Linked DNA regions of Mus musculus: region 1 is linked to region 2. Evidence: chromatin loops called from intact Hi-C (ENCODE). Cell type or tissue: gastrocnemius. All regions are shown on one strand. Links, peaks and the distances in the headings refer to the core of each region. The heading gives the core; the rest is flanking DNA.

The links. A loop is a pair of places that touch in the nucleus more often than their neighbours do. Peaks named below come from ENCODE experiments on the same cell type or tissue, not always from the same donor. Only the 100,000 strongest peaks of a DNase experiment are listed, where the experiment ranks them.
Region 1: it touches region 2 in a loop (6-fold over the local background); 15 of 42 quality-filtered maps call a loop at or near these places.

What each region holds. Positions count from the first base shown.
Region 1 is chr3:107,267,287-107,283,266 of GRCm38, reverse strand. It overlaps Lamtor5 (late endosomal/lysosomal adaptor, MAPK and MTOR activator 5), which reads right to left and starts at 4,409. Exons shown (of 4, transcript NM_026774.2): 1 at 4,154-4,409; 2 at 3,336-3,397; 3 at 1,241-1,358. The coding sequence starts at 4,350. In gastrocnemius, for the core only: a CTCF peak has its summit at 7,071; DNase peaks (open chromatin) are centred at 4,286, 4,873 and 9,250; H3K4me3 peaks cover 1,897 bases; H3K27ac peaks cover 1,186 bases.
Region 2 is chr3:107,197,977-107,213,956 of GRCm38, reverse strand. It overlaps Cym (chymosin), which reads left to right. Exons shown (of 9, transcript NM_001111143.1): 7 at 434-578; 8 at 1,085-1,183; 9 at 2,463-2,662. The coding sequence ends at 2,594. Among named protein-coding and RNA genes, the nearest start is that of Cym, 16 kb to the left of the region's middle. In gastrocnemius, for the core only: no CTCF peak of the experiment used is centred there; DNase peaks (open chromatin) are centred at 7,767 and 8,252; H3K27ac peaks cover 1,069 bases.

The sequences.
Region 1 (15,980 bases), core at 2,645-10,644, 72 kb before region 2:
CTTAACCCTACTACTCAACATGATTCTGATTTTTATTTTTTCCTGGAGGTTTTGGTGGTATTGTTGGAGTTAGAATCTAGAGCCTTGCACATGCTATCACTAGCCTAGCCTCCTTCCTGGTCCTAATTTTTAGATTAGATTTTTAAAAAATATATGTATGTGTCTGTCCGTGTGTGTCATTATACACACTGGTGCCTGAGAAGGCCAGCGAGTGGTGTTGGTTCCTCTGGAGTTGGAGTTATAAGTGGTTGTGAACTTCCAAATGTGGGTGCTGGGAACTGACACAGGTCCTCTGGGAGAGTGCCATGTGCTTTCAACCACTGAGCCGCCTCCCCAGCTCTTAATTCTTATTTATGTTACTTATTTTGGGGGTCTGTATGTGTGCCACTGCTTGCATGACAACGTCAGGGTGTTTGTCTCCTCAGTCATGTGGGTTCCAGGTATGGAGTTCCAGTCATCAGACTTGGCAGCAAGCACGTCTATTTGCTTAGCCATCTTGCTGGCTCCTGGTTCTAATTTTAATTTGTATATATTTATACATATATCGATATTAATATCTTCTTTTTCCCTTGCCCCAAACTGACCAAAGTATGCATTTTTAAAGGTTCACATACTCTATCTCTGTGCAGGTGTGCACATACAGGTGTGTGCATGTACACACACCTATGTATAGGCACGGAGGTCAGAAGAAGGTGCTGGGTGTCCTCTATTACTGTGCAACTATCCTTTGATGTGTGGTCTTATCCCTGAGCCTGAGCCTCATTTTCTCTGCTACACTGGAGGACAGCCAGCTCCAACAATCCTCCCATCTCTGCCCACCCCCTCGCCCCTGACTGAGGGCTGAGGTTGCAGGTGTTTGTTGTGTGGGTGCTGGGGTACTAGTATATAAGCTCTCATCCTCGGGACTGTGGCTCTTAAGCACTGGCATTTCTCCAGCCCCACAGTTTTGTTTTCTTCCTTTTATCACTTAGCATCTGAATAAAGATCTTTATCTAGGAATATCTTTAAGACCTTACTTTAGGGAATTCTATGCAGCTAATCATTTTTTGTGTTTTTACTGTTTTTCCTTTATTGGAGTGGCAAACTGATAGTTCTTATTTTAATGAAGTTCTGTTCTCATGAGGCCTGGATGTCCAATGGCTCTGTGGTGCATTGACTAATGAACTACCACTGAATGCAGGGGAAAGCCCAATCAAGTTTTTCAGAACAAAAAGAAAGGGGTGTGCTGGTATGTACTCACCCATTATCTGATTCTAAACATACCACAGGGATGTCGGTGGGGTCAGAGGTTAGCCTAGCTGCCTGCTGGGCTAGAACAGATATGACTCCAGCGTGCTCATCCGACAGGGTACCACGGCCTAGAGAATAGTGAGAAGTGTCTAAAAATTAATATAAACCTATAGTTTAGTATCTCCTCCAGAATTATTTGTGAAAAAGAAACTCCGCTCACGGCCTTTTTGCCTTTAGGTTAAGTACTGACAAGAAAGGATCTCTCTCACCTGGTACTCAGCTGAGTCCATTAGTGAGAAAGCCTGGCAATTGTTCTTAAATCAGCAAAGTCGTAAACGACATGTAGTTTTCAGAGTTATTCCCCTCACTATCTCTAAACACCTTCTCAAGCATATAAGGAAGCTGTAATTCAAGTCATCTGATGGTAGTAACTATTTTATAGGAACCTTGCTGAAACCAAGAAATTCAAAGGCGAGAGTGACAAAAAGCATTCAGTATGGATAAGGGGCTTGTTGATGCTAATTAATTCCTTATGGGAAATCTGAGTTTCTCTTCCTATGCTCAATCTCAAAGAAGCAGCCATTACTCAGAAGTCCAGTTGTAAGATCACCTTGCCAGCATATGTGAAGACCTGTGAGCAACTATTTCTGCTAGCAGAAGCTAGCTGGGCTCCTTTCAAATGTCCCCCGAGTCTTTACTATTACTTTGACTTGTATTAACTAAATCAGGCTCTAGGCACAAAAGGTAACCACCAAGCTTATTATAGATCCCTGAAATAAAGGGGTTTACTTACACCTAAAACTAAGGTAGTAGACAATATAACCTGGCAGAAATTCTGGATTGACTATTACTACATAAAAAATCCGTAGGCCAAAGTGCAGCCCGGAAATCTATTGGAAATAGCAACTTCGCACCTTGAAGGTTTTACTTAGTTTTTTTTTTTCCTCCACATTTGCATTTAAAGAGTTTTCATTAGTAACTTGGCAAATGCTTCAAAAAAATTTACCTTTGTTCCAAATGGCTGCTTTTTGTATAAGACATAACTATATTACTTTTGTCAGGTATCATACCAGCAAAAGATCAGAGCTCTAAAAAACCTGCATCAGTTATAAGGATTCTTGGGTTTACTAGTTTCTGACATTAATTAACTTTAGCTATTTACCTTTCTGGACTTAGTTCCTTATCTGTAATTGCTACAATTTATTGAACACCACACAAACACATCTTGGTTCTGTACTGGGTGTTTTAAGCTTTGGAGCCAGCTTTAAAAACATCCTATCTCAACCATTCATTAGGTGTTTGACCCTGGGCAAGGTACTTTTAAGCTTGCTAAATTTCTTGACCATAAAGGGCTTTGGTGGGGGGGGGGGGGCAGGAAGGGGGGTTATGTACGTTTTATAATGAAAACACTAAGAATAGTGCCTGGCTGGGCATGGTGATGCACACCTTTGTTCCCAGCATTCAAGGGATAGAGGCAGGCAGATCTCTGTGAGTTACAGGCCAGCATGGTCTACAAAGTTTGTTCCAGGACAGCCAGGGCCACGTAGAATAAGTTTTTAAAAAAAAATGTCTTAAGACAACACACACATAATGTATGTATGAAATAAAATAACCCAATGAAGAAACTGAAGCCCCAAGAGGCTCCTTCTGTTCGGCACTCATGTTGCTAGCAGACAGCATCGGAGAATGGGGTTGAAGTCAGACGTGTCTAACTAGGAAATCCCTATTTTTACTGACAATAACTTACTGTTGAGAGTGGCTGGACTAGCAGCCAGCATCATCCATTTTCAGGGTTATTGAGGCAATTAAGGAAATAGTGTAGCCTGACTGTGCCTGCACAGGGAATGCATTCAGTAAAGATGTCCTTATCTAAAGCCCTTTTCTAGACCACTTAAAATTTATTCAAAACCATTTTAGTAGGAACAGTTGTAGAACTGGGAGGAACATTTCTGCCTTTAAAATGCAACTGAAAGGCTTCAACCATCTACTCTTACTTGGAGATAGTCTCTATGCCCTAAAGGTAACAGGAATAAAAGCTAGAAAATAGTAGCAGTGTAAGTTAAGGCTCTCAGAACTTCAAAGGGAGGCTGGTAGGAGACACTTACAGCCCAGATTAAGTCCTTGTGAATCTGTGCATAGGACTCCAACAATGGATGGATTCTTCATTCTAATTTTGGGAGCACAAGAAAGATGAACCAGATGATGTGAAGAAAATATTTCAAATTACTGTAGTAAAACAGATTTTCTATGCACCGAGTATTAAGCACTTCAAATCAGCCCTTAAATTTTTTCGCCCCCTTTCAGAGGACAAACTGTGAGTTGTTTAAATAAACAAAACAAAACCCAAACCATTTTCTCAGGCACCTCTGCTTCACAAAGACACAAACAAGGCAGTTATCTTTAGGGCTCTGTCCTTGGTATAGAAGCATGCTCTAGGACTGCAACTCCTGAAGACAACTGTTAAATCTCAGTAACGGGAATTGCTCCTGGAGGGGATTAAGAAGCTCAAGGAGGAGGTGTCTTCTTGTAAGCCACTTTACACCTCCCAATTTTAAATTTTACAGAGATAGCTGAAAAACTTTACGGATATATTTACTTCACAAGCGCTGAGCAACTGACGGGCCACAAACGCGGGAAGATGTGCGTGAAAGTGCTTTGGCACTGCGGGGGCTCGATTTAGCACACCCGGGGCATCCTTCCCCAAACTTAATCCGTTTCCCAAACTTCTCAAGAGCTACTCGATTCTGCGAACACGCCTAACGAAACTTTACTACCCAGTAACGAGCGGCCCGGCCGTAGGCAGAAGTCACCCGCTCGCCGCCCCGAGTGCCCCAAACGCTTCCGCAGACACTCGCGGTCCATGCCGCTGTCCCATTCCAGCTCCCCTGTCCGGAGCCCAGGACCGGCCGCACGCACTACTCACGTGTCCTCCAAATGCTGCTCCAAAGTCGCCTCCATCCCGCAGGCTGTCCGCCCCAGGCCAGGACCCCGCAGCAAAACACTTCCTCCTTCACCGCAAACCTCGATCACGTGACTTGACCGAGGCGGGCGCCTGGACGGCGTCTCCAGAGGGACGAAATTCAGCGCGGCGCCGCGTCCGCGCTCTTTACGAAAAGGCATAGCTACTACCACAGGACCAGTGATGGCTGGCTTTCGATTGGGGGTGCTGGGCCTTCAAAGCAATCTGTAGTCGGGCCTCAGGGCCTTTTCCTGACCTAGCACTTGGACTTAGTGATTTTTAACCTTTGGATTTGGTTCAAGCAATTTCCAGTCCTAACCAGACGTAGACCTGGTTTAAATTTTAAAGTAACCAGCAGGTCTGGCATGGTCTCATCTATGCAATAGGCCAATCGCTAAGAAGACAGTGCTCAGTTTCTGACCCTAGGTCAAGAGGCTGAGGTGTATACTTTACCTATCAAAGCAGAACTGGCCTCCAGGTTCTGCATCCCTCAGTTCCCACCTGGCATACCTTGCCCCCAACCCTGAACTTTCCAGCCCAGGGGCTGGGCTGCCCTTCCCTTTCTATAGGGCTCCTTTCTATAGAATCCAGACATTTTGGTCTCCTTCTCCTTTTCTCTCTCTGCACACATTCCCCCTTCTCTCTTTCTTCCTTCCTTTCCCAGGAAACTTCGCTGGCCTTGGTCCTTGGGGCCAGTGAACTCACCCACCGGCTGGCAGCTTCCCAATAAACCTGCCTTTAACATCATCTACTCTGGTTTAAATTGATTCATTTCACCAACATCGGAGGAGAAGTAACCTATCACACAGGGCCGATGGGGAGGGGTGCACACACGGGACTAAAGGAAGAGATGGCACACGTTGAAACCCCAAACTGCGTGCTGGGAAAGTGTCAGAATCTTAACATTGGTACCTTCTTTGTTCTCGTAGGTTGGCCTCGAATTCTCCCACCTTTGTCCTGTGATTTACTGCCATGTGCCATATTTAATTTGCATTGATACTTCTAATAGCTAGGTCATGGGAAGTTTTAGGGGGAAGAAATTAGGTTTAAGTTTTAGGTGTTAGTGAAGACCGTGTATTATTACTTTAAAATAACTGAGCTTTAAAATTTTTATTCCCTTTTCTGTTTTAGAGACAGTATCTCATATACCCCTCATTGCCCTCAAATTTGCAGTGTGTCCGAGGCTGGCCTTGAAGTATTGATCTCTCTGCTTTTACTTCCCAAGTGCTGGGATTACACCAACATGCCTGGGTTTAAAAACTTTAGAATAAACTAACCACTCATAGTCCTACTGTGAAGAGATGATAGTTTGATAAGGATATTTTGGAGACTATCTTTTCCATATGGCTATCTTTGCAAATGTATTATTTGAATTTTTTTTGTTTTTTGTTTTTTGTTTTTTTTTTTTTTTTGTTTTTCGAGACAGGGTTTCTCTGTGTAGCCCTGGCTGTCCTGGAACTCACTCTGTAGAGAAATGTTTTTTAAAAGCAAAATCAATATACATACTATATATACAATTCTGAATTATGTAGCAGGGATTCTTCACAGAATTTATTATAAATACCTTTTCAGGACAGTAAGTTTTTATTTACTTTGTTTGTAATAGTTGCAAAACACACCAACTTTGTTATCATAGCTACACCTAAAGTGAACTTACTGTTCATTAGTGACCAATTAAGTTGCTCTTGTGTCCCCTCCCTACCCTCTGTCCTGGTGGTACCAGGTTCTGTGCTGGTTGAATATTCTTTAGCCCAATATTGTGCATTTAAATTTTTTCTTCATGGTTAATTACTAGAAATAGAATTGTTTGGTCAAAAGTTATGGTCATTTTCAAGAAAAATATATATATGTATATATATTATTTACATGAAGAAGGGTTTATGAAAACAAGGGTGTGTCCATGGCTCATCTCTACCCCTTCCTGTGTAGCGTGCCTTGCACTTAGCTTCCTCTAGCAATCTGATCTCTGGCATTTACTCAGTCTGTTTTTTGATCTGGTGCCCATAATAGAAGAGGCCAAGGCTTAGCCACCCGCTCACCATTCACCATATTGTTAAAATGAAGCTCGCAGAATTATTATTACTTTTTAACTTTACAGTGCAGGGTTATCTCTAACATGTGATTCTCCTGCCTCAGCCTTCTAATGCTCTAATATGAGCCCCATATTTGGCTATGCTTCCAGAATTGTGTGTTTGTATGTATGTTCATGTGTGTCTTGATGCATGTGTATACTTGGATTCAGTGTGTTTGCAGATATTCATGCACGTATGTGCATGTGCAGTTGGGGGTCAGAGGTCAGCCTTGTCTTGTTCCTCAGGTGCCATTAAACTCTTTTGTTTGAGACAGGGTCTATCGATAGTTTGGGGCTTGATTAGGCTAGCCTGACTGGCCAGCTTCCCCAGGGATCTCCCTGTCCCAACCCATCTCAGCCTTTTCAATGTTGGGATTACATGTGTGCCACCATGCCCCAGGCAGTTATCCATGGGATCTGGAAACCAAGCCCATGTCTTCATGCTTGCAAGGTAAGAATGCTGACTAAGACATCTCCCCAGCTCCTGGCTCTAGAATTCTAACTTTCTTGGGATTCCAGTTTATGGGGTGTAATTTGGGCTTTGGAGAAATTACCTGAGTTATCAGGTAACACAATGTGGGCTATTCAGATTTTAGAACAGCACTCTAGAGATACCCTTAAAAGATAGCGTTAGAGCTGCGTAGCAGAGAGCATGCTGATGATCCCAGTACTTGGGAGGCTGGGCTAGGTGTTTAAAAACCTATTAGATACTATTCAAAGTAAAGTTTGCCCCAGTTGTCTTAAGAGAAAGCTAACACTATGCCTAAGGGAACAGTATCAGCTCTGCCTCCCTGTGGTCTCAAGTGGTAAAAATGTTACTGAATTGAGACCGCTTGGTTTGACCATTCTGTCTTGTTCTGTTAAGCGCCAAGCATCTGGCTTACCTAGGACTTTACTCAGGCTAGGTAAGTACTCTATGCCTGAGCTTTACCCTTAGCCCAGTTCTGCCTTTCTGAACCTCCACATTACTATTCAAACAGATATAATGTGAACCCCCTTTGTAGTTTTAAATAACCTGGGAGCCACATAAGGAAAACAGAAGAAATTAATTTTAACATGATTTTGTGTATCTAAGAAGTTATTTCAATATATAATTACTTTTAAAAAATACATTATTTTTCTCCCATCTTAAGTCCTTAAAATATGAAGTCTAGTTGCACTTTGTCACATTGCAGTTCAGACCGACCACATTTCAAGTACTCAGTCCCTTGAGTGAACATTGGCTCCTGTATTGTCAAATAGGTCTCCAGGGTATATCAAATAATCTCAAAGCCAGAAAAATGATTAAAAGATTTTCAGAATGCCTACAGCTTCTTAAGGTCTAAGCTAGGCCTTTCAGGGGAAGAGAAGAAATCAGGAAGAGGGAGGATTTGATGTGTGGGAAGTGACGGGGATAGGCTGTTGTCTCTCTGTCTCGCTTCCTTTGGTCCTGCACAGCTGGGTTGAGGGGAAGGAAAGCTATGTAAGCAGCCAAGTGCTGGGAACTAGGGTGGTGCTTCTGGGGGATGTCAGCTTTGCAACGCTTTCTGCTTTCTTTAGCATTCAGGGTCCTTGATGACTCCTCCAGTTTTGAATGCTGGGAGCTGGTTCTGGAATGATGGCGGGAAATCCCAAGCACCCATATCAGAGCATTGGACTCGATGGGTTGGAGTTTTTCTGTGTTTACTTAGCAGAAATGGATAGAATGCCTTCTCCATCTCCCCATGTGAGGCCCACGGAGAAACAGCTGGCTGTGTTAGCATTTTGTCTAAGCTCCGCCCCACAGTTACCTGGCAATGGCCAGGTATGCCTGACTCACTATAAAAGGGGTTACTTGCCCCCTCCTCCCTCTTGTTCTCTTGCCTCCCTGCTCTCACTCTGTCCTCTTGCCCCTTCTCCCTCTCTCCCCATCCACCCCACCACCACCACATGTCATGGCTCTAGCCTCTTCTCTTCTACTCTGTCTCTCTGCTTTTCTTTGTCTCTACTACCTCTCAACTCCCCTCCCCATGCCCTGAATAAACTGTTCTATACTATACTGTCTGTTGTGTGGCTGTGCGGCTCAGGGGGAAAGGATACCTCAGCATGGGCCAGCAGAGGAACCCCCCTTCCTCCACACCTGACTACACCTCCACCAAACATATTCCTCCCCTCTCTATCTTTTTATAAAACACAGCAGGCTACGCACTTCCTGGGGACACTGTTTATTAACATCTCTGTTTGAACGAAGGGCATTGGGGTTCCTTGTGGTATTGTCACAATACTTTGCTTTGCTTGATCTTCCTTCCCAACTTGTCTCCCCATTTTTTTGCTCCTGCTCTCAATACTCTTCTACCCTCACTAGTCCAATGTCTCTTCTTAAGTCTCCTATTTCTATCACATACCTCTAGCCCTTCCTTTAAACCTATTTCCCCCACCCCCATGATCTCCTTTCTAGAGGAGAGTTTAGATGGCATCCTTTGTGGAGCGAGATTTATATAAAGACTATGAAGTCTTTAACTTCAGTTTCTTTTGTTTCTCCCCTTCCTGCAAACAAGCTCTGAGAAAGGAGAGTTGCGGGTAGGCGCAACAGAGAATGTGAAAGTCCACATATCCCACTAAGGAGTGGAAGGAGGTACCGGGCCAGAACTCCAGATATTACATGCTGTCTTGGTGCTGTTTCCTTTGCCTTGACTCCTGCATAGACTCTGATAGACTCACTTAGGTACAGTATTGGTGGGCTATAGTGGTGTACCACTGTAATCCCAGCACTCAGGTTTTCTATGAATGTGAGCCTACCTGGACTACCTAGTAAGTTTGAAGACGGCCCGAGCTACACAAAAAGACCCTGTCAAAAATAATAAAAAATAAAAAGAAGATGGGGGGTATCTTTAATGGTGGGTCCAGCTCTGGGCACTGAGAGATGTGTTATCCCAGGGCTACCAACACTGGCCTCTGGACAACTCGAGTGCTTAGTCACAAGCCTTCAGTGCAATGAACCCTAATGAGCCACTAGGGGGCACCAAGGCCACAGAAAACTGCAAAATGAAGGGCCTAAGGAGTGTGTGTGTGTGTGTTCACTTGTAGGGGGTGAGGGCTGGAAGGAGGATGTATAAGCCTGCTGAGTTATTAGAGAGTGGAGAGTGTTAAATATCAAATGCGGGTGTCCTTGGAGTCAGAGGCATACATTTGAATCCTGGTAGCCAGGGCACCAGCCTCCCATGGGATCTCTGAGTGTCTGGGGAGCCTTTGATATAGGGGTACTGTATTCTGGTTCATCCAGGTGTGGGGAGGATAGCATGGGTTACCTTGTGTAAGAGAGGTTGGTGTGTTATGAAAGTCAATTTGAATAAGAAAATCTGTTTGTCTCCTTAGGTTGATTATAATCCAGATGATGCACAGGAGAAAATCACAGTGCCAAGAGATTGCTGCAGCCATCAGTCTCATATCCAAGAGATTGCTGCAGCCATCAGTCTCATATCCAAGAGATTGCTGCAGATATCAGTCTCATATCCAAGAGATTGCTGCAGCCATCAGTCTCATATCCAAGAGATTGCTGCAGATATCAGTCTCATATCCAAGAGATTGCTGCAGCCATCTGTCTCATATCCAAGAGATTGCTGCAGATATCAGTCTCATATCCAAGAGATTGCTGCAGCCATCAGTCTCATATCCAAGAGATTGCTGCAGATATCAGTCTCATATCCAAGAGATTGCTGCAGATATCAGTCTCATATCCAAGAGATTGCTGCAGATATCAGTCTCATATCCAAGAGATTGCTGCAGATATCAGTCTCATATCCACAGGAGAAGCTGAATCTACATAGCTTCCCTATAAAGCTGTGCCAAATGCCATAGTTATATTGATGTTATTATTAGATTTTCTACATATTCTATGTAAAATTATAAAGTACAATGAGAAAAAAAATCACCTGAAGCTCTAGCCCTGACTCTAAGAAGAAAAAGTCAAAAGTCAAGTAGAGCGGGCAGGAGGTAGGTAAGGTGGAGACAGGGAAGGTGTGTCACGGGGAATGCCAAAGTTTTGGCAGCTCAAGCATCTCATTCTAAGCTGCAGCATAGGGCTCTAGTGGGTGCCAGGGGTCGGGGGTCAGAGGTGGGCGGGCTCTAGTGGGTGCCAGGGGTCGGGGGTCAGAGGTGGGCGGGCTCTAGTGGGTGCCAGGGGTTGGGGGCCAGAGGTGGGTGGTCTCTAGTGGGTGCCAGGGGTCAGGGGTCAGAGGTGGGTGGGCTCTAGTGGGTGTCAGGGATCGGAGGTCAGAGGTGGACAGCACTGAGACTTGAGACCAGGTATAAACTTGGCTCTTGTTCATAGTATTAGTGGCATTAGCGGTTAGTGTGTAGGAGCTGATAACTATGTGACCAGGGACACACCCTTAATCACCACATTCCCCTCCCCCCCCTTTTTGTAGTAGCTAATATTACTATCTTTTGGTTACAGTTAAAAATGCAAAGCTCAGAAAACAACGCTGGGTACAGTCTCATACAACTGTAGTTCCAGAACACTGGAGGCAGAGGCCACAAGTTTGACAAGCTAGTCAGTTCTACACAGAGAGTTCCAAGCCAGCCAGGGCTACACAGATAATCTTGTCTATACCTAAACAAAACTTTGGCCAGATCGTCCTGCTTGAAAGTGGTGGAGTCTAATTGTTACTCTCCCCTGTATACTGCCCGACTCTGCCTAGAACACGGTCCTGGAATTCAGGTGCAGAGGTGGTGGAGACCCAGTGCACACCTCTTACTCTCGATATGACATATGAGGTCCAGAGAGGAGAGGTGTCTACTTTACAACATAAACCTCTTTTTGACATGGAATTCGATATTCCAAGCATCTCTAGCATGCTGCCAGATGCTATTGAACTGTAGTTAAATCTGCTTCAGAGGGAGTCACTGTTTTAAGTTAAATGTTAATCTCCCCCCATATTCGCATGTGAGGATCCAAAATCAAGTGCCTTAGATTGTGGGCATGTTTGCAGACAGGGCCTTTATAGATGGCAATCAAGTTAAAATGAAGAAGACATTAGTGTGGGCATTAACCTTATGTAATTGACATCCTTATATAACAAGACATGCACAGGGGAAAGGCAGGCTCCAGCTGCAAACATCTGTCTATAGGCCAAGGAGAGAAGCCTCGAACATATTTCTTCCTCACAGTCCTCAGAAGGAAACTATTCTGCCAAAACTTTGATTTGGGGCTTCTATTCTCCAGACTTGAGGGTAAACCACTCAATTGGTGATTCATTATAATGGTATCCCTGGGGAATGAGGGCCTTCATGAATCCAGAAAGCCCACAAGTCAAGCAGGATCATAGATACTTGGTGACTCTTTGTTAACAGAAGTACTAGTTGGAACGATTACCCTCCCAGAGGCAAAAAGAGAACAGATGAGCTTTCCAGCTTGCTCCCAGTATTGTTCTGTGGCTAAGATAGTTTTCTTCCATTGGACCTTGGCCAACCTATTTAACTTGGGCTTTGGATCTTCCTTTAAAGCTTTTATAGACATATGTGCCATGTACTTATGTCTTATGTGTTGGTGTGTGAGTGTGTGTGTGTGTGTGTGTGTGTGTGGGTGTGTGTGTGTGTGTGTACTATCATGCTCAGGAACTGCCTACATACTTTGAGACAGCATCTCTCATTGTCTTATAATTAACCAAAGAGGCTAGACTACCTGGCCAGCAATCCCAGGAATCTCTCTGTCTCTGTTGCTCATTGCAAGCGTATACTACCTTGCCCGGCATTTTTATACACATCTGGGGGTTGAATTCAGGTGTTCATGCTTTCAAGGTTTTACCAATGAGCCACACCTTCACCTCTTTGAACCTATTTTATATCAGAGCCTCAGCCTTAGAAGGTCCTAAAGAAACATGTAGTGAGCAAATGGGTGGGAAGATAAGCTGATGGCCACTCTTATCCAAGCTTCTCCAGCCATGGAGTAGGCAAGGACATAGGGATGGGGCTGTCAGTAAGTGAAGGATAAAGTTAGTCACTGTGTCCCAAAGCTGAGCTGAGTCCTGAGTCTAGAAGACACAGTGAAATATATTTTCGATGAGTCAAGGTGGGCTAAAAACATTTTGGAACAGGAAGCAATTTTTCCTTTGCTTTATTAATTTTGCTCCCAAGGATAAATGAGATACAGACTTCTATATCCAAGCCTTTATTAGATGCCCAGTTAATGCAACCATGACAAATGGGAATGAAGCCCTTATGAATAAAAAGATGATCAACACCAGCCTAAAAAAAAATTACAGAACAGAGAAAAGACAGCTTAGAGGAGCTGATAAAATACCCTGGCCTTAATTAGACTGTCTGCATCACGCATCAAATCAGACTTAATGTTAAGATTTATTGATTTAGAATTGGCTAAGTGAAATGAATTCTTGAAAATAAATGGAAAAGAAATTACCTGTATTAAATGTATTTCCAGGGCAGGCCTGTGCAGTGAGGCCCTTAGCTAAAGCAGGCTTATCTTTGCCTTGGCTATGTGTCACTCTACCCAATGACATGACTCTTGTGAGCCCAAGGTGGGTTCCAGAGACCCTATCTGTGGGGTTACACTGGATCCCATTGCCACCCAGCCCTGCCATTGCCCTAGCAGAGTCCTTGTTGTCAGGGAAACATCCTCATGTCTTTATTTCACCACCTACACCCTCAGTAAAGAACTACTGATTCTTACCTCAGGGGAAAGGGTGGTGGAGAGCAATCGTTCCCGATCTGTGTTTGCCCCTTTGGCAAACTTCTACCTCCAAAATATTTCCATTACAATTCATAACAACAGCAAAATGACAGTAGCAGTGAAAATAATTTTAATACACAGGAACTGCATTAAAGGGTCGCAGCCTTCGGAAGGGTGAGGACCGCTGCTGTAGAGACAGATGACCTCCTCATCTCTGCCCACTCTAACAGGTAGCAGAGTGTGTTTTCTTCCTGACTGCCAGTCTACGCTGCAATCCACATTTTGTGTCAAGGGGTTATTTGTGATCACAGCATCTCATTATCCTCTTGTGAGACCTTGGGCAAGTCCTGCAAAACTCTTGATGCAAAAAGAAAAAAAAAGTCCTGCAAAACCTCTTGCTGTCCTAGAATTCCAGGAGAGAATACACACAGAAGGCACTTCACAAATTCAGAGTGCATCAACGCTGTTTTTGTTGTTAGGATCTTAAGAAATGTAGCAGAGGCAAACTGAATCAGGCTAGGTTGCAAGCAGTTAAGGAGGGCTGTGTAGGCTTCATCTTAGGATTGCTACAACAACGCTATCAGCCTAGACAATATTGGAAGTGTGCTAAGGAGCGCAGCCTGAATGCCTACTCACAACCCAAACTACATGTGAAGAACACACCTTCGCCACAGGCACGACACTGTTCACATCTGCCCACAGCACTGGAAACACCTCTGCAGCCAGGACATAACCCATGCTATGCCCACTGCTGCCGCTCTTGCCAGCAAAGCAGAATGCTCCCAGAGTCTTTGAGCTGAGGTTCTGTGTAGGTAAACTTGAGCTTCAGTTGCAGAGGAGGTGTCGAAGGAGACATTCTTCTTTCCGTTCCTTTTTCTTTTGAAACATTCAAGCCCTGGATACAGACCAGGTCATTTACATGATTCTGGCCAGGAAACGTGGTTGTTTCAATGAGAATGGCCTCCTTAGGCTCATATTTTAGTGGTCACCTTGTCGGGTGTAGTGTGTCACTTGGGCGGGGTGGGCTCTGAGGTTTCAAAAGCTCATGCTAGGCTCAGTGGATCAGGATGTTAAGCTCACCCACTGCTCCAGTACCATGCCAATCTGCTTGCCTATCTGCTTTCTTCCATGACGAGCATGAGTTAGCCCTCTACCGCTGTAATCAAGTTCCCAATTAAATGCTTTCCTTTATAGGAGTTGCCTTGGTCGTGGTGTCTCTTCACAGCAATAGAACAGTGGCTAAGACAGCTTTAAGGGCCACCTCCAAAGGGATTTTTGAGTTGATAAGGGAAGAACTCAGGTTGGATGTCCATAGTCTGTCCACTACTTAGGGAACAACTTTATTGGGCAGCATGACACAGCAGGCAAAGGAGAGAGAGAGAGAGAGAGTACTCCCGTCTCTGCTGGGGAAAGCCAGTTCAACAAAAAGTTCAACAGAGCTGGTCATTTTGAGTGGTGTGTCCAGCAACAAGAGCCAGCTTCATGCTGTGGCCTCACTGCAGATTTAATTTCTTTATGGATCTTTTTTTTTTTTGCCCCAAGTTTGCCAAGTACTGTGCTGGGTTACAGGAAAGCAGGTGAGATTCTTTTCCCCAGGGAGCTTGTGTTCCACATAGTAAACATGTTAGACATGGCCTGGGAGATGGCTCATTCACTAAAGAGCTTAGCAGGAGCACCTGAGTTCAGCCCTCAGAAACTCCATAAAGCCAGGAGTGGTGCTGCAATCACAGCACTTGTAATCGCAGTGCTAGGGAGGCAGAGACAAGCAGGCCTCTAGGGCTCAAAGCCCAGCCAGCCTAGCTTGCTTGCTGAGTGATCTTGTGTCAGAAAACAGGATGCACAGCTCCTGAGGGACAACACCAAGGTTGTGAACGACCTTTACGTGTGCGTACACACATGCACACACATGCACATGCGTGCACACACAAGCTAGAAAATGAAAACAAATACTACACTGAGTGTTGAGTAAGCAACCGTTGCAGAAGTGGTGTGAATAACAGGCTCTGTGTCTGTTCCTGTCCAGAGCCTGGTCCCTTTCTGCTGTTTCCAGGTACCAGATGCTAAGGTGTGATGGGCAGGACCTCTGTTTCTCAAGGACATATCTGGGAGGGATATGGGATATGGGAGGGATAAGAAGGAGGAATAAAAAAGAAGAGATATCTTGGCTCAAGACCTTTTCTGGACCGAAGTGTCTTGTCTATTCTCTGTGATAGCTAATCTTCACTGGCAACGTGATGAGATTTAAAGTCAACCTAGAAGATGAACTTCTGGGCCTGACCATGGAGGGACAGATTTAACTGAGACAGGAGGGGTCCACTATTTCATGAGCTAAGGTCTCAGACTGAATAAAAACGGGGAAGGGCTGTGCAGCAGCGTTCATCTATCTCTATCTGGACTGAAGATGTGTGAGCAACTGCTTCGTGTGCCTGCTGTTGGGGCTTCTCTATGGCAGACTGTACCTTCGAACTGTGAGCCCAAATTAGCCCTTCCTAGCTTCCTTACCTACAATTCTCTGAGATATAGATAATAGTATATAGTATATAGTATATAGTATATAGTATATAGTATATAGTATATAGTATATAGTATATAGTATATAGTATATAGTATATAGTATATAGTATATAGTATATAGTATATAGTATATAGTATATAGTATATAGTATGCTCCTAACTCATACAAAGTATTAGTACATTCTTAGACTAGTCTCTAAGTTTTTAGGAAACAGGGAAACAAGGCAGCTACCACAATGGTCAACAACAGAGAAGGCCACAAATGTTCTTTCTTTTATTTTATGTTTGAGATAGCTTATTCATGTAGCCCTAGCTGACCTGGTTGAACTCAGACTTTTAACAATCCTCCTACTTCTGCCTGCCAAGTGTTGGGATTTCAGGTGGGTGCCACCATGCCCAGCAAGGCAGACACTCTTACTACAATATTTAATGCTACAGATTGCCACACTTAGATCTTAGTATTAGAATCTGTGAACTTGGCATCCACTCTTGTATTTAGAGAGGAAAGTCAACTTTTGCAAAGCAGACATGTTCATATCTCTCATGTCATTTTAAGACCA
Region 2 (15,980 bases), core at 5,167-13,166:
TAGACTTATGATTTGGGCCTCATGACCATCGTCTGAGGAAGCCAACTCATGGATTACTCATGAGAAGCCCAAGGATATACAAATGGTGGGAGACTTATCTGAGACAGGTATTGCTTAAACAGCAGAGAAAACTTGAAACTGGATCTTTAGGCAGCTAGTGAGTCTTCAGTCCACCCACGGGATGATGTGCAGGTGGATTGTTTTGTTGTTTTTTGGGATCCTTGCAATTTGAGCTGTTCTCAATTCAGCCACCAATTGAGGGGGAAGAGCTCAGTCTTTGATCTTGGGAAGTTTTGGCGGTTCTAAGAAGAGGCTCAAAGGAGGGATTTGGACTTCCCTTCTTCCTTGAGGATTCTGACATGGGTAGGAAGGACCCGGGGGAGAAGGCTGGTTATAGGTTGGTACCCTGAAGCCCTTCTATTTAATTTTCTAGGATCACAATCAATGGTGAAGTGGTGGCTTGTCAAGGTGGCTGCCCTGCCGTTCTGGACACAGGCACTGCCCTGTTGACGGGGCCTGGTAGAGACATCCTCAATATTCAGCAAGTCATTGGAGCTGTGCAAGGCCATAATGACCAGGTAAGGTCAGGTCCTCCCCTTACTTCCAGAAACTCCCTGAATCAAGAGCCCCTTTCTACACAGAAGAAATGTTGAAGGAGAATGTTGGGTGAGCCCATTTGTTAAAAGTGGCCAATGCTTTCCTTCCAGCGTTGGTCTGCCCTTGCTGTGAGAGCTTTATGCTTCCTTTGCATGGTGGCTATCATCTGTTTCCTGGTCCTGAGAGCCTATGCCTTTTGTGGCTTGGTAACCTTTGCTGCACCTTCTTGTTCTACTCAGTCCACCGCTACCACCAGTCAACCCCTCTCCCTTTTTCCTGAGATACTTGTACACTTTGGCTAGTCATATAAGGAAGACACTGTCCATGTGTTGCTGAAAGCTGATACCTCCAGTGGGACTATGTTTTGAGACCCGGCCCCATCTGGACAGCCTCCATTTCCCTTGAGAAGAGTCATACATTGTGGAGGAAGGAGTTCTGTACCATCAGTGCCTCTTTTAATAAGTGACATTCTTCTTTCTTCTCTTAGTTTGACATCGACTGCTGGAGGCTGGACATCATGCCCACCGTTGTCTTTGAGATCCATGGTAGGGAGTTCCCACTGCCACCCTACGCTTATACCAACCAGGTATGCACTTCCAGAGATGCTCTGGGTCTATCTAGCATCCCTTCCCCCTGGAACTTTGATGAAGACTAATGGTGTGGGCCAGACCAAGAATACCAGGCCTCTTGGATGGGTCACAGTATTTATCATTGACCTTCTTTGTGTGGCCACTATAGAGTCTTGCTGAGAGAAACAGAAAACAGGAAGGACAGTGGAGGAAGGATATAAATTGGATCCAAACTACCCATCAGGGCCTCTATCCACTGTTCAAGTTTCCAAGCCCTGGTGGCTTAGAATTCCACCTAGGGTTTCCTTGGCTCTTTTTGGCTGTTGTGGGCCTGCTGGTCTCAATGTGGCCAGATCCTGAGTACCCTAAACTAATGACGATTAGAGTGATGGATGCTGAGAGTCTGATGGTAAGGGGTTGGAAATGTGGGGTACAGTACATGGGGTCAGGACTCAGAGTCACAGGGCCTCACCAAATCACCGAAGATTAAGTCAATTTAATTTTCTTAAGATCTATTTATTTATTTAAGCCTTTAATTCCAGTATGTGGGAATCAGGGGCAAGAGGATTTCTGTGAGTTTGAGGCTAGCCTGATCTACATAGTGAGCTCCAGGACAGCCAGGGCTACATAGAAAGACACTGTCTCAAAAAACAAAACAAAATTTTGATGTTTTCTTTTATCTGAGTATTTTGTCCACATGCATGTCTACATAGTATGTGAGCCTAGTGCCCACAGGGGTCAGAATAGGATGTCAGATCCCTTGGAACTAGAGTTACCATTGGATGTGAGCCATCATGTGGGTGCTGGAAACTGAAACTGGGTCCTCTGGAAAAGCAACAAGTGCCTGGTAACTCCTAAGCTCTCTCTTCAGTTCATTGTTTTAAATTTTAATTATTTTTAACATGTGTGTGTGTGTGTGTGTGTGTGTGTGTGTGTGTGTGTGTGTGTGTATGTGCGTGCGTGCGTGTGTAGAGGCCAGTGAATGCATGTGAATACAGTTGCCTGTAGAGGCCAGAAGAGGGCAAAAGATCCCCTGGAGCCGGGCTTACAGAAAGTTTTGAGCCACCCAATGTACGTACTGGGATCTCTGGTCCTCTGCAAGAAGCGGGTTCTGGTAATTGCTGAGCAATCTCTTCAGCCCCTATTTTCTTCATCTGTTGAGTGTGATGAATCTCATTCTCTTTGCTTGCCTGGGAAAGTGATTGCAGGATGCAATGAGACAACAGAGTAACTGAGTGATGGGGGAGAAAACCCTTGCCATTGAATCCAACCTCATCGCACTCTTGCTTCTTCCAGGTCCAGGGCTTCTGCTCCAGTGGCTTCAAGCAGGGCTCCCACATGTGGATCCTTGGGGATGTTTTCATTCGGGAGTTCTACAGTGTGTTTGACAGAGCCAACAATCGTGTTGGGCTGGCCAAGGCTATCTGATTATACACCCCCCCACACACACACAATTTATCAAGTGGAACGTTCCCAATAAACACAGCATTTCTTGAAAGACTGTTTCCTCTTGTTTTGAAGGGCACTGGAGCTCTGCACCAATATGAGGTTGGGCCGAGGCTGCCATGTGGGCAGAGCTGTGGGGAGGGATGGGGATAGGGTTGGTAGGTAGAAATGGGATGCCTATTTTGAACTGTGATGGAGGGGACTAGGTCTGTGTTGCCCGCCTGACTTTCCACTCTAGAACTTTCTAGAAAATGGTATCTGAGGAGTAGAGGTAGGGCGTCAGGGCTGAGTCGAGAGCACTCTGCCCACAGAGAGGTCATCTCCAGCTTCACAAAGAGTAGGATTTCGTTGCTCTTGCGGACATGGATCGGAGATGCAAAATGCCTTGGCAGGGTCCAGGGTCATACATTGTTGTTTATCTTGGGTGGTTACGAACCTGGATGTTGTCCGGTTCTTTCTTAGGGCCACAGGTGACCATTGGTGCTCCAGCACACTCATGGTGGTCGGCCTTGAGGCTGGTAGTTGAGGTCAGGTGCCAGCAGCCAAGTTCCCATTGAGGACTGGGTGTCAAGTAGATGGAGGGTCTCCACCTTCAGCCTTACACATTCTTCCTGAAAGGGCCGCTCTGGAGAGCCAGACCTCACAATGAGAGCAAGGGGTTGAAGGTAGATTGGCTTGTTCTGTTTTTTTCCCTCAGTCACCTTGGGGCACAGGCACATAGGCTTCCAAGGGAGATCTCCAGAGCTTGGGGGTCTGTGCTCAGTCCCTAGGAAGTACTCTTCTGGGCCCGCACATGTGTGCTTCCGCTCCCTTGTCTCTTTTTCTTTGCATGCATGGATATGTACGTGTGCAGGAGCACATGTGGACGTCAGAGGGCAGCCTTGAGCATCATCCTTGGGAACACTGTCTTTTGAGGCAGGATCTCTCTCTGCCCTGGAGCTCACCAACTAGGCTAGACTGGCTGACTGAGGACCCTCAGGGATTCTCCTGTCTCTGACTCAGTCCTGGGCTTACAGATTTGTACCGATATGCCCAGCATCTTTATATGGGTTCTGGGGCCCACACTCAGGTCCTCATGCTTGCAAAGCAAGTGCCTTATTGGCTGTGGTGTCTCCTAAGCCCTGGCACTGCCTTCATTTGATGGGCTTTTCCCTAGGACGATATGAGAGCTCAGACTCCAGTTATCATCAGTCTTTTATAGTCTCAGTGTTATCACAATGACAGTGAAGGATTAGACTTGGTTGTACTTATGAAGTCAACTCACTTCCTCCTGGAAGACCCACTTTGTCTTGACCACCGTCTGGTCCTGCAAATGGGGAGGAGCTATAAGATAGGCTGTGTCTCAGGGGCTGGGAGCTCCTGATTTGGCCTTGATACTTCAGAGGAGATTAAAGAGGGCAGTGGTGGTCATTGTGGAATGTTATTACTGACTGGTCCATCTAGAGGCATCTCTTGGGTCTTTCTCAGAGTTATCAAGATGAGGGACCAGGACAATGGGGTCTGCAGAGGGGTAGGTGTGGCCTCTAACAGTGAAGGCACAGAACTGGGCTATGAGACTGAGGAATGACTCCAACTATATCCCTAGGGAGCTGAGAGTCTGGGATGGCTTGGGGCAGAGGTTATGAGACTATAAGGGGTTTCAGGACAGGGGGTGGTGCCTGCAGTGGTCAAGCCCTGGTCTCTGAGCCTCAGGGATCCAGGAAAGCTAAGTTAATTTTTAAGGCGTAAGTAAGTCTCACTTTTCATAGACCAATACTGTCTATGTGTGATGAGTGAGACAGAATTGGGCCATGTTCATTACTTTCAGCCTTTGCGTAGATTTTTTTTAAAAAAGCAAAAGAGTTATTGGATAAGCTTATAAAAATCTTGTCACGTGCCTTAAAGGTTTACATTTGACAATTGTATTTTAAACACTCAAGCCTTACTTGGAGACCATGGATAAAGTCTAAATGTGGCGACATAAATGCAGGGCTTGGATAGAACAGCATCACCCCATAGTGCTCACCTAGCCCTGGTAGTATTCCCTGTTATGAGCTGTTACAGTAAGCCTGGTGTAGCATCCTCATCCTGGGCTTCTCTGGTTATGAGCTGCATCGCGAGCTGTGGCCTTGATTCTTCTGCTGACTCAGGCCAATGCTCTACCTGTAATGTTCTCCTGCTAGCATCTTATGGATGTGTTTCAGACATCACCAGATCTCAGATCAAACTGTCTGTCTTTGGAGTGTTCTTGACCAGGCAGGTGCTTAGTTTTGATCATGTGGGTGGGAGGAGCACTAGCTGCCTTTAGAGAGTTACTGTTTACAAAGGGTCTCCTGAGTGCTGGGCCTGGGCCCAGCTTTCCAGGGGCTCTGCTAGGGATGAATAAAGGAGCCACCAGCACATCTAACTGTGGTGTGGTCTGGGGGCTGGTCGGGGAGATGCTCTGCAGGGCTAGGCTGGCACTTCCTACTCTCTGTGTCTGGTGGTGGACCAGGTTGGGGGGGAGGAACAGCAGAGGCCCCTGGGTGGCTGTTGTGTACAGCCTTACCCAGCACCCAGTTGCAGGGTTTTGGGCCACCTTCTGTACTCTTCTTAGCTCACCTTCTTCTTCTTCGCTCATCTTCAGCAATCCTCATGCTTCAGACAACTTCAATATCATCTGCTCTAGGAGGGTACCCTGATCTGTCGTTTAAAACAGAACATTTGAGCCATGCATGCACCCATCTCTGGAGATGCTGCAGGACAGTGGGGGTCTATCTGTCCTCTGAATCCTCTGCTGTGTGGTAGGGTAGAGTTTCTGGCATAACACTGAGGCTCAGCTTATCCCTGCGGGCAGCTGTGCCTTTGTAACATGAGTGAGAACACCTCCAATAGGATGGCATGAAGAGTGCTTGTGAGAAACACACACACACACACACACACACACACACACACACACTCACTCACAGACATACAGATACACATACAGACACACACTCAGATTCAGATATACACACACATACACCCACAGATATACCCACAGACACACTCACCACACATAAAGATACACACATACAAACACACCTACACACAGACACACATAGACATGCACAGACATACAATACTGACAGACAGACAGACAGACAGACACACACCAGCCATCCCCCCCCAACCTCCCCATCACTAAGCTCCTTGCCAGTTCTCATCCTAATAAGAGGAAGTGTTAGCCCAGGGAGCCGCTTGGGAAGGAAGCCTTTGAAATGGAAATGTTATGACAAAATGATGGATTGTTTTCCTGGGGCTGTGCAGCTTGTTTCTTTCCAGTGGCAGAAGGGAAAACAGAACAGACAGGAATGGCAGGGACTGCCCCATGGCAGAGTCCAGAATGGCATGGCTCAGTGATAACCACACTGAGAGCCGGAAGTGAGGACTTGGGGAAGGTGAGGGCAGCTGAGGGATGAAGCCTGGCTGCTGTCACTTAGCTCTGCTCATCCCTGAGGGCACAGCATGCAGCAACTGTGGGAAGAGCACAGTACCAACACCAAGAGGGACATCAGGACTGTCCATCTGCCTGTGTGTACCCAGACTCACACAGCTTGCCTCTGCCATCTCTGCTGTCCTGAGGCGTGCTGTGTTCCTCGCCTTCTCTACCTTCACGTGCGCCTCAACCTTCGTGCCAGCTTGAGCATCACCTCCTCTGAGAAGGAACTTGTTAGTCCCAAACCCTCTTTTACTAAATGGCAGGAATAACTGATGGCTGAGTCCTACCCCTAAGTTGTCACTTGTCATTTTAGAATGGGACACACTGCTCTAGGCACTGTGTCCATTAGTAAGCACAGAGAAAGGACCTCCTATGTGGTCTCTTTTGTAGACACACAGACATATGAATGCATCTGGAAGCAAAGCTCCTTATCTAGTGTTTTCCTGGAATGCACAAGGTCCTGGCTTCGATTCTCAGTGCTGCAAATTAGACAAAAGAAAACACCCCAAATCAAGCAAGCAGGAAGTGCATGTGGTTATTGGTGTGTTTTATAAAAAGATAAGGGAGAGAAGGAATACATTTGGTGAAGGTACAGTCAGGTGTGGGGAAGGGGGTGCCTCTGTTGGCCCATCCTTTTCCCCTGAGGGACAAGCCACACATTGTTGGTATAGTATAGAATAGAGTTGATTTAGGGCATGACATGGGGAGGGGAATTGAGGGAGTAGAGACAGAGAAAGGCAGAGAGAGAAAGGGAGGGAGAGAGAGGGGGGGGAGAGGTGCGTTGGCCATGAGCACATGGGGGGATGGAGAGAGAGAGGGAACAGGAGTAAGGGAACAGAGAAAGAGTAAGAGAGCAGGAGGAGTGAGAGAGGAGGAGGAGGAGGAGGCTAGCAGCCCCTTTTATAGTGAGTCAGACACACTATAGTTGCCAGGCAACTGTGGGGCAGAGCCTAGACTAAAGGCCAACAGTTATCAGTGGGTTTGAGTGGAGAGTTTGAACAAGACTAAGAATATTGAGCTTGAAAGTGAGGCCAGAAAGGCAGGGTCAATGAGAACGCAAAGATATGAAAAAGATATGGGCAAAGATATGAAAGAATGTTAGCAGTGCACTAGGAGGGAGAGAACCTGTGGGTTGTTCAGTGTCAAACCAGAGTCAAATGCTAACTGAAGTGCTCATTAACATATCAAAGCAGACACGGGTTCTCCCAGCATCCCTCAGTCCCTACTTGCTACAGGGTATGACTAGTATCCCCTGTCCCCTACCCTAAACTCTTTCAGCCCAGGGCTTCCCGAGCTGCCCTTCCCTATATGATCTAACCAGTTTGGCTACCTGGCCCTTCCCTTTCATCCCCTGGCCTCTTGGTCTGGTTCTCCCTTCTCACATAGCTCAGGATCATGTCCACTCAGGACTCTCTTAAATGTCCCTGCTTCTGGCTACTCTCGCCCTTTATCTACAGTGAGGTTTTCCCTTCACCATACCTAGGAGCAGCCATGCCTTTTTTATTTTATTTTTCATTCATGGGTAAACATGAATACACTATTTATTTTTCATATTTTCTGGCTTTCTAATGAAAGATGAGTCATTTCCAACTCTTTATAGCGTTTAGCGTTGGCATAGAATTGTTCTGTATTAATGTGCTTAATGTTGAGTGAATAAACAAACACAGGATCTTCAATTTTCCAGCCCAGGAGGCAGCTCTAGTCCTGGAGCGCCCTCTAGTGACCAGACCAACTTAGAGCATCTTGTTTATACCTTGGGACATTCTTGGCCACTTCAGGTGACTTTGGGGGCAGTGGTCAAGTAGACAATAGAGTTGACTGTCTCCCTCATGCAAAGCATAGTGGCAGCTTCTTCAGGACACAGATAAAAAAGGAGTCCCAGTCTTCGACCCCATAACTCCAGATATCTCTGATTAGCTTTTCTTTCTGTTTTTGGTCTCCAGAGTCCTGTCTCTCCAATCTTTCTGGAATGTTGTGATACTGGGTTTGTGTGCTGAGCTGAGCTGTCCGGGGAGAATGTGTCTACTGTGTGTGTCTTAAGGGATTCAGGGCAGCACTGGTCTTCCAGGTCAGCAGGGAATCCTGCCCCACCCCTCCTCAGCATTTACAGTGCTAGCATCTGACCCACGAGATCCTATGGGGATTTGGGGCTGGTGCCAAGGCTGGGCTTGAATGAGATGGGTGTCTTAGGATTTTCATGGTCGTGAAGAGATACCATGACCCTGGCAACTCTTATAAAACAAAACATTTAATTGGGGCTGACTTACATTTCAGAGGTTTAGTCTATTATGGCGGGAAGCATGGCAGCGTCTAGGCAGATATGGTGCTGGAGAAGAATCTGGGAGTTCTACATCTTGATCTGAAGGCAGCCAGGAGGAGACTGGCCCAACACTGGTCAGAGATTGATCACCAAAGACCTCAAAGCCTGCCCCCACAGTGACACAATTCTGCCAACAAGTCCATGCCTACTCCAACAAGGCCACACCTCCTCATAGTGCCACACCTCATGGACTAGGCATTCAAACACATGAGTCTATGGGATCCAAACATTCTAACCACCACAATGGGAAAACTCATTTCCCTCTTCTCTTTGGTAGAGTTTCACTTCTCTTTTGAGGACTGTGGTGGCCTTGGAAGTCTCCTCTGGTATGGGAGATGCAGTCTCCAATAGCCATGGTTGAAGCTTTACCCCTGGGTTCCAAGTTCAGGCCATGACACTTGAGAACCTTCTTCTTTCCTAGGACTCTGCTTAGCATCTGGACTAGAGTAACTGTGCCATTAGAGCTTTCTTCCTAAGGCGCATGAGAGGGAACAGGAGTCTGCAGATAAGCCTGTGTGCTTCTCTGGCAGTGTTCTGTAGGGTCAGTCATACCTCCTGCAGCTTTGAACTGGTGCTAGGACAATATGAAAGTAATGTCTTCCCCTGTGACCTCCAACCACAGCCACAGTCTCCATCCCAGATCTCAGGGACACAGATCTCAGCGCATGTTCTCCACGTGTGAGGACAATAAGTAAATAATAGAGAAAAGTGTTTTCCTGAGTCCACAGGATGCCCAGAAGTCCTCCGCACAGCCAACAGAGACAAATGAGATTAGAAATCTGGACTCTAAAGAAATTGTCTTTCGCCAGAGTCAGAGGAACTGGACATAAGACTCCACATGGACATGCCCATCACTGGATGCCAGCCTGGCTGTAGATCTGAACCAGCCTTGTAGGATTTATTTGGATTCAAGAGGGACAAGAAGAGCTTCTGTAGCTTGCAAGTCAATCCCTGTGGAGTCTAGTGGGTGTTTGCACATATGTCTCCTGGACAATTTTTTCTGTCAAGTCCTGCATCCTAGAAGAGATGTTTGCTTGGAGTGACATCCTACAAGAGCTGGCAGCAAATAGAAGAGGTGGCTCAACAAGGCACCGATTCTGAAGTTGGGCTGCAAAGAGCCTGAGATTCTCTTCGGTCATTTCTTGCTCACTCTGGGAATGCAAGAACTGTGTTGTGAGCAGTGGTGTGGTGAAGTCTCTGTGGCAGAGGTCTGACTCTGACCTCTAGTAACAGCTAAAGAGGAACTGGCCCTGCTAGTCTGTGAGCTTGGAAGTCCTCCAAACCCAGCAAATGTTGAGGTGTCAGAAGCACAGGACAGCCACCAGGGGATCCAGGTAATGTTTGGGAGATATCAAGTTGCTTTAAGTTGGTGGACATTGTAGGATGAAGCTGTGACTTTTAAAGAAACACATTCTTAGTTTTGCACCAATTCTTTCCTTCTTCCTCAGTTCTTGCATTTTATAAAGATATGTTGACTATCTACTACACACTTGGCTAATATAGAATGCACTATACTATACTATAATTATTGAGGTGATGATATTTAAAGGACGCAGGCAAGTGACCCTGAACTCAAACTGCAGTAGGTTTTGTCCTAGGCACCCTCCACCTCACAGTCTGATCTCCTTAAATCTGCCACGGGACAGTCACATCTTCATTGACCTCCATTCTGCTTTGGAAGTGTCTGTTCCAGTTTGCTAAAGACTATCATGCAGTATACTGTTTGATTCTCACTGTAGTCTCAGGAGCTTGTGTTTATTGTAACTGTTAGCAAACGGGGAAGCCGAGGCCCAGGGAGATTCCTCTTTAAGAAGCCATTTTACTTTCCTTCGCTCCTTCTTTAGCTCCACATCTCCACCCAACTCTGAGAAAAAGGTTGCTCACTTTGCTCTTTCTAGTTCTTTAAACCTAGAAGAAATGGATCCTCTGTTCTCTTTTCACGTGCTTTTGAGTGGCCTAAGAAGAAACTTCTTCCTAGTTTGTTTCCCTATTGCCCCTCGTCCTTGTCTCTCTCCTCTTCTCTCTCTCTGTCTGTCTCTGTCTCTCTCTGGAAACAATGCAAGGTCAAGTCTGTTGGCTTCTGTTCTCGGGACATCCAGGACCATCCTTCTGCCTTTCTTGCTGCATCTGGAACTTCCCTGACCGCATTTATGCTCAACATTGAGCTCCCTCCCAGGCTCAGAGTCTTTTCGAGTTGGTTGTGGCCGTGTGTCATTCAGTGAGAAGAACGTGAACTTGTTCAGTTACACTCCCCACATCTAGGGTTGATTCACAAAAGGTCAGTGTTGCCACTTGATGGGTAGGGAGTGCGGGTGGGGTGGGGGAGGCTGGCTTCCTGTGACCTCACAGGGAGAGATCAGGAAATTAGAAAGGTAAACTATAAGGAAAGGCCTCTTACTTACAGGGAGGGTGAGAGTTCCTGGATCTTCTGTACCTCATAGGGGCAGAGCTGCTCCTCCTTGGCTGTCTCTGTAACCCCGGAGACAGACTGAGCATCTGGTCATAGCAGGAACCCGAGGGTTACTTGAGGAAAACAGCAGTTTCGTGTCTATACCCTAACCAAGCTGATCGTTGGCACCCTGTGTCAAATCAGTTATTTTTGGCTTAGATTTTGAGAAAAAAAATGGAGAATTCAGGGTCTGCACACAAAATTCAGGGCCAATAAGCTACTTAAATCAAGCTTTCTGGGTTTGCCTAGAGATGTAGTTTAGTGTGTTGAATGCTTGCCTAAAATGTAGGAGGTTCTGGGTTGGATCTCCAGCCCTGCATAACACTGGCAGTTATGGTGGATGCCTGTGATCTCAGCATTATGGAGATGGGGGCAGGGAGATCAGAAGTTCAAGGTCCTCCTTGGTTATATAGTCTGGGCTATCTGTATAAGACCCAGAGACTGGGTCTTAAGGAAAGCAACAACAACAACAACAACAACAACAACAACATGGCTGCAAAGTTACCTCAGTTAGTAATGGATTTTCATAAGCATGAAGATTGATTCCACAGAAATCAAATTGAGGATAAAAAATAGGAATAAAAACAAAAAGTCAGGCATGCTAGTTCAGACTGGACAGGGAGAAGCAGGTAGGTCCTAGGGCCTCATTGGCTGGCCAGGTTAGCCTACTTGGCAAGGAGTTTCAGGTCACAGAGAGGCTGTCTGAAAATAAAAACGTTAGCACCTGAGAAATGACATTTGAGGTTGTTTTATGACCTACACACACACACACACACACACACACACACACACACACACACACACACACACACACACTCACATACATGTCATTTGCACATACATTTGCACAGACAGACACATGAACACATATCATCACTACCACCACCACCACTACCACCCAAGAAACATTTTTTCAGGTGGACCATAATTAATGTCAATTCGGTGTCAATTTGGGAAGCATGGGGATTCTTGGTGGGCTCTGACTTGGTCCTTTTATGTCTCAGTCCTTCCTTTTTTGATCACTTATTATGTACCCGACACAGTCCTGGGGTCATTACACTCAAAGAATGCAGCTGTGACCCCTGCAGAGTTTATAAGTGACAGGTGGGCTTTTATCCTAGGCTCTACCCACCATCCGCAGACTATTTATCTGTCATTTAAGTGTCAAGTCACTGTTTGCACACTCCTGGTTTGCATGGGAACCTGTATAGCTTGCTGAGTTTCACAGAGCACCCTGTTTAAATCTCACGATAATCTTACTAGTGTGGTGTTTTTGTTACTTCTGTATTGTTATATTTATATTTTGCGCATGCGGGAGCCCTGCAGACTGCAGAGGGCTCAGCCATCACCCCTCTGGTTCTGAGACATACAAGATCACCCAGAATTCCTTCCTAAGGAGAGAGTCACGCCTTCTCTCCCCAAGCCTCTGACTGACACTTCAGCAATGGGAGTAAAATAGCATTCATTATCTCGTGACATTTCCAAGGAAGCCCTTTACCTCCGCCTCCCCTGAGATTCCATAACAAAAGTTTGTCTGATCTTCCTCTCCCTCTTTGCCAACCCCCAGCTCCTTTTCATCTCCCTGTTTGAGGGCAAATGTTCTCCTGACAGCAGTCCCCAGGGAGACTGGGCTGTCTTTCTTTCTTTCCCTTCAAAGAGCCTTTGAGCACTCCACTCAGCCTGGTGGATGGGGCATGTTTCATCTTTCAGTAGGCTCCAATCAACTGCTGAGCAGGGAAGGGCACCTTGTGAGTTTCCTTCATAGGGAGGGAGAGGGTGAGACCCTGGCATCTGGCCTAGGTGGACTCCCTGTTCCCGTGGGAGGGCTGCTTTGTTCTTCTGAGCCCACTGAGATGGGCAGAGGCTGCTCCAGCCGGTGAGCAATGCAGATAGCCATGGTTGAAGGAGAGAGACCACCAGATTGTTAGTCCTGAGCCTCTTGAAGGGAAGTCCTTGAAGAAAAGCCCTCGAAGGATGTGGCTGGGTCCTCAGAGAGGCCTTCAGCTGCCTTTTGGGTTTCCCTCTTCTTGCTCTTCTGAGTCTTGACTGAGTCCTGTGGGATCCTTCTCTTATAGAAAGTTCCTTCCCACTATTTACAGAGCTGTAGACTCCATGACAGTAAGTCGCTCTATACACAAAGGGCACATAACACAACTTGAGCTTCTTTGTGGACACATCTCCTGCCTCAGTTGAACAAAACTACTTCAGCATCAGCAGGCAGCTGGCAACTCTCGGGGAGAGTTTTACTTACTTACTGTTATAGTGTCTCCAACCCAGACACCAACCCTCTGCAGTCAGGTTAGGGACCCCAGAGGGAGCAGGGAGAGGGCAGCCTCCTCTCTCTGTGCTTCTCTGGGTGGGCCTGTCTTAGGTTTCTGTTACTGTGATAGCCACCAAGACCAAAAGCAACTTAGGGAGGAAGGGTTTATTTGGCTTGTTACAGATTATAATCCACCATCAAGAGAAGCCAAGGCAGGAACTCAAGGCAGGGACTTGGAGGCAGGAACTGAAGCAGAAGTCATGGAGGAACGCTGCCTACTGACTTGCTCCCTGTAGCTTACTCAGCCTGCTTTCTTAAACTGTCCAGGAGGGCTGGGTCCTCTCATATTAATCATCAGTCAGGAACATGCCCTGCAGATTTGCCTACAGGCCAATTCGATGGAGGCATTTTCTGGACTAAGAGCTCTTCTCCCCAGCTACACCTAAGCTTGTGTCAAGATGACAAAAACCAGCCAGCACATAACCATCATCTCATTTCTCAGTGGAAACTAGAGATTTGAATATTTTCTATTACAAACATTTTGGACATACATAACAATAAAAATAGTAAAAATGAGCCACATAAATACACCACCTGCATTGATCATCTCCTGCATTTGATAATTTTCAAGAATTTGGTGCCCTTGTTTGATGTATTTGTCGGTACATGTGGCACATACACGTGAGTGTGCAGCGCTCGCAGTCACACACATGCAGAGGCCAGAGCAGAGCAGGATGCTGAGTGTCTCCTCTGTTGCTCTCCACCTTGTTATTTTGAGGCAGTGTAGGCCCAGAAAGTCATGAGATAAGAGAAGCCAGTTTGGAGCATGAGTGAGGTTGAGATGAAACCCTGAAAACGTTATCCCTAGACTGGCAGGAATAGGACTGTTTCCTTCTTGCTCTGGGCCTATATGTCCTGTTACACGTAGCCTATACAACACCTACCTCTACCACCCTTGAGGTAGTCCCAAAGTACAAGTTTAACTTCCTCTTTCCTATATAAGGACGTGTCCAGCAAGCACCTGGAATCTCTCCTCAAGCAATGAAGTGTTCCCAGCATCTCAGCCCAGCCAATGATGTATACTTACCCCAAATCTCTCCCCACTCCCAAGGGTTTAGAGAACCCTTATTCACCCCCAATAAACAGAGATGTTTCACTAAAACCTGGGAGGCTGTTTCTCCCCTCACATCACTGCAGGGATGTGTGGTGTCACACATCCAGGGGGCGAAGCTTCTTTACTTCCAGTCTAGCTTGGTGTACAATGACGCCTGGACACCGCAAGGGGAGAAGCACACCTGGGCAGGCAAGTCAGGGTCTCTCACTGAGGAAAATCCTCCCTGTTTTGGTTACGCTGTCTGGCCTGTGAGCTCTCAGGATCTACCATTGAGTTCAGTTTGTTTTCTTTAGGGTAATTAGAAAAGAGCTTAAAGGGATAATTAATTAACTCAACAAGTATTAAATATCTACCATATACTATAAACAGTCACTTTGAATATAACTGGATCAAAAAAAAACCCACCTTTTAAACATTAACATTTTAAACGAGGAATCAGCTCATAAAGGACATTATTTATACAAACACACATTCTCTCTCTCTCTCTCTCTCTCTCTCTCTCTCTCTCTCTCTCTCTGCTTTAAGTAAGGATAAAGCTGTGAACTGAGGGCTGCTAGTCTCCCTGTCTCCCTGTCCTACAGAGATTGTTCACTCTGGGCATGAGGAAGCCATCCAGCAGAACATAGGAGGAGAAATCAAGAGCTCTAAAGTGGAGTTTAAGACCCCAGATGCCACCACCCCATTCTTGGCCTTCCTCTTGGCAGTTCTCAGTTCTGGGAGCCGTACAATCTGAACAAAATGGATTCAGTCTGGGCTGAGTTTCTGTCACTTGTGACTGAAAGCATCCGCCTAACTTACTCCTGCACCAGCTTGTGCACTCCTATTTGAGACTTGAGGAAGGCAGAGTAGCCCAGCAGGGCCAGCTTCTGAGAACCTGTGAGGAGCACAGGTCTGTGCCCAGGTGGTTGTGATGCAGTCTTGTAAAATCCCCCTTCCCAGACCAAAAGATACAAAGGTGGACCAGGAGGGACTGGGACAGCAGAGGTGACTCTAACCAGCCTGTCCAATGTCCCAGAACCTCAGGGAACGAGCTATGCAGGACTATGGTACAACACCTTTAGTTTGGCTGGGAGGGGGAAGCATTGAGGTTTACAACACAGGTATTAGGTTTCTGACCCAGAAGGTGTGAGAGAGAATAATTGGCTATTGTCACATCTGCCAATTTGGTGTTCCCTTCACTGAGGTGGCTCTGTCACAGGAAAAATATTACTAAACTTCTTGAAGATTCGATTTCTCACCAGTTAAATGGAAATAATATCTGCTTTGTAGTAATTAATTTGAGATAAAAACCACCCATGCATAGCAGCTAAAACACAACAGTTGGTTATTAATTGTGATAGTATCCAAACTCTGGCTACACTCTGCATCCTACATCAGGTAGTTTGATTATCTTATGTGTATGTGTGTGCTTTTGTGCATATGTGTTCTTTTTACCTGTGGAGGCCAGAAGATAATGTCTGATGTCATTCCTCATATTGTCTCCTTTTTTTTCTTTCTTTTTTGAGTTAGGGTCTGTCACTGTCCTGGAACATGCCAAGTAGGCTAGGCTGGCTGACAGAGAGCCCAAGGGATCAGCTTGCCGCTGCCTTCTCAGCACTGATGTTACCAGTGTGTGCCACCACCCTGGACTTTTTAAAAACATGGGCTCTGGGTATTGGACTCATTTCTTTGTGCTTTTAAGACACTCTATTGTCTCACAGATTTCCCCAGCTCATTGATCAACTTTTATGCTGTCCCTAGACTCAGTTTACTTGTGCTGAGGGCTGTGATCTGACTGGGACTATAA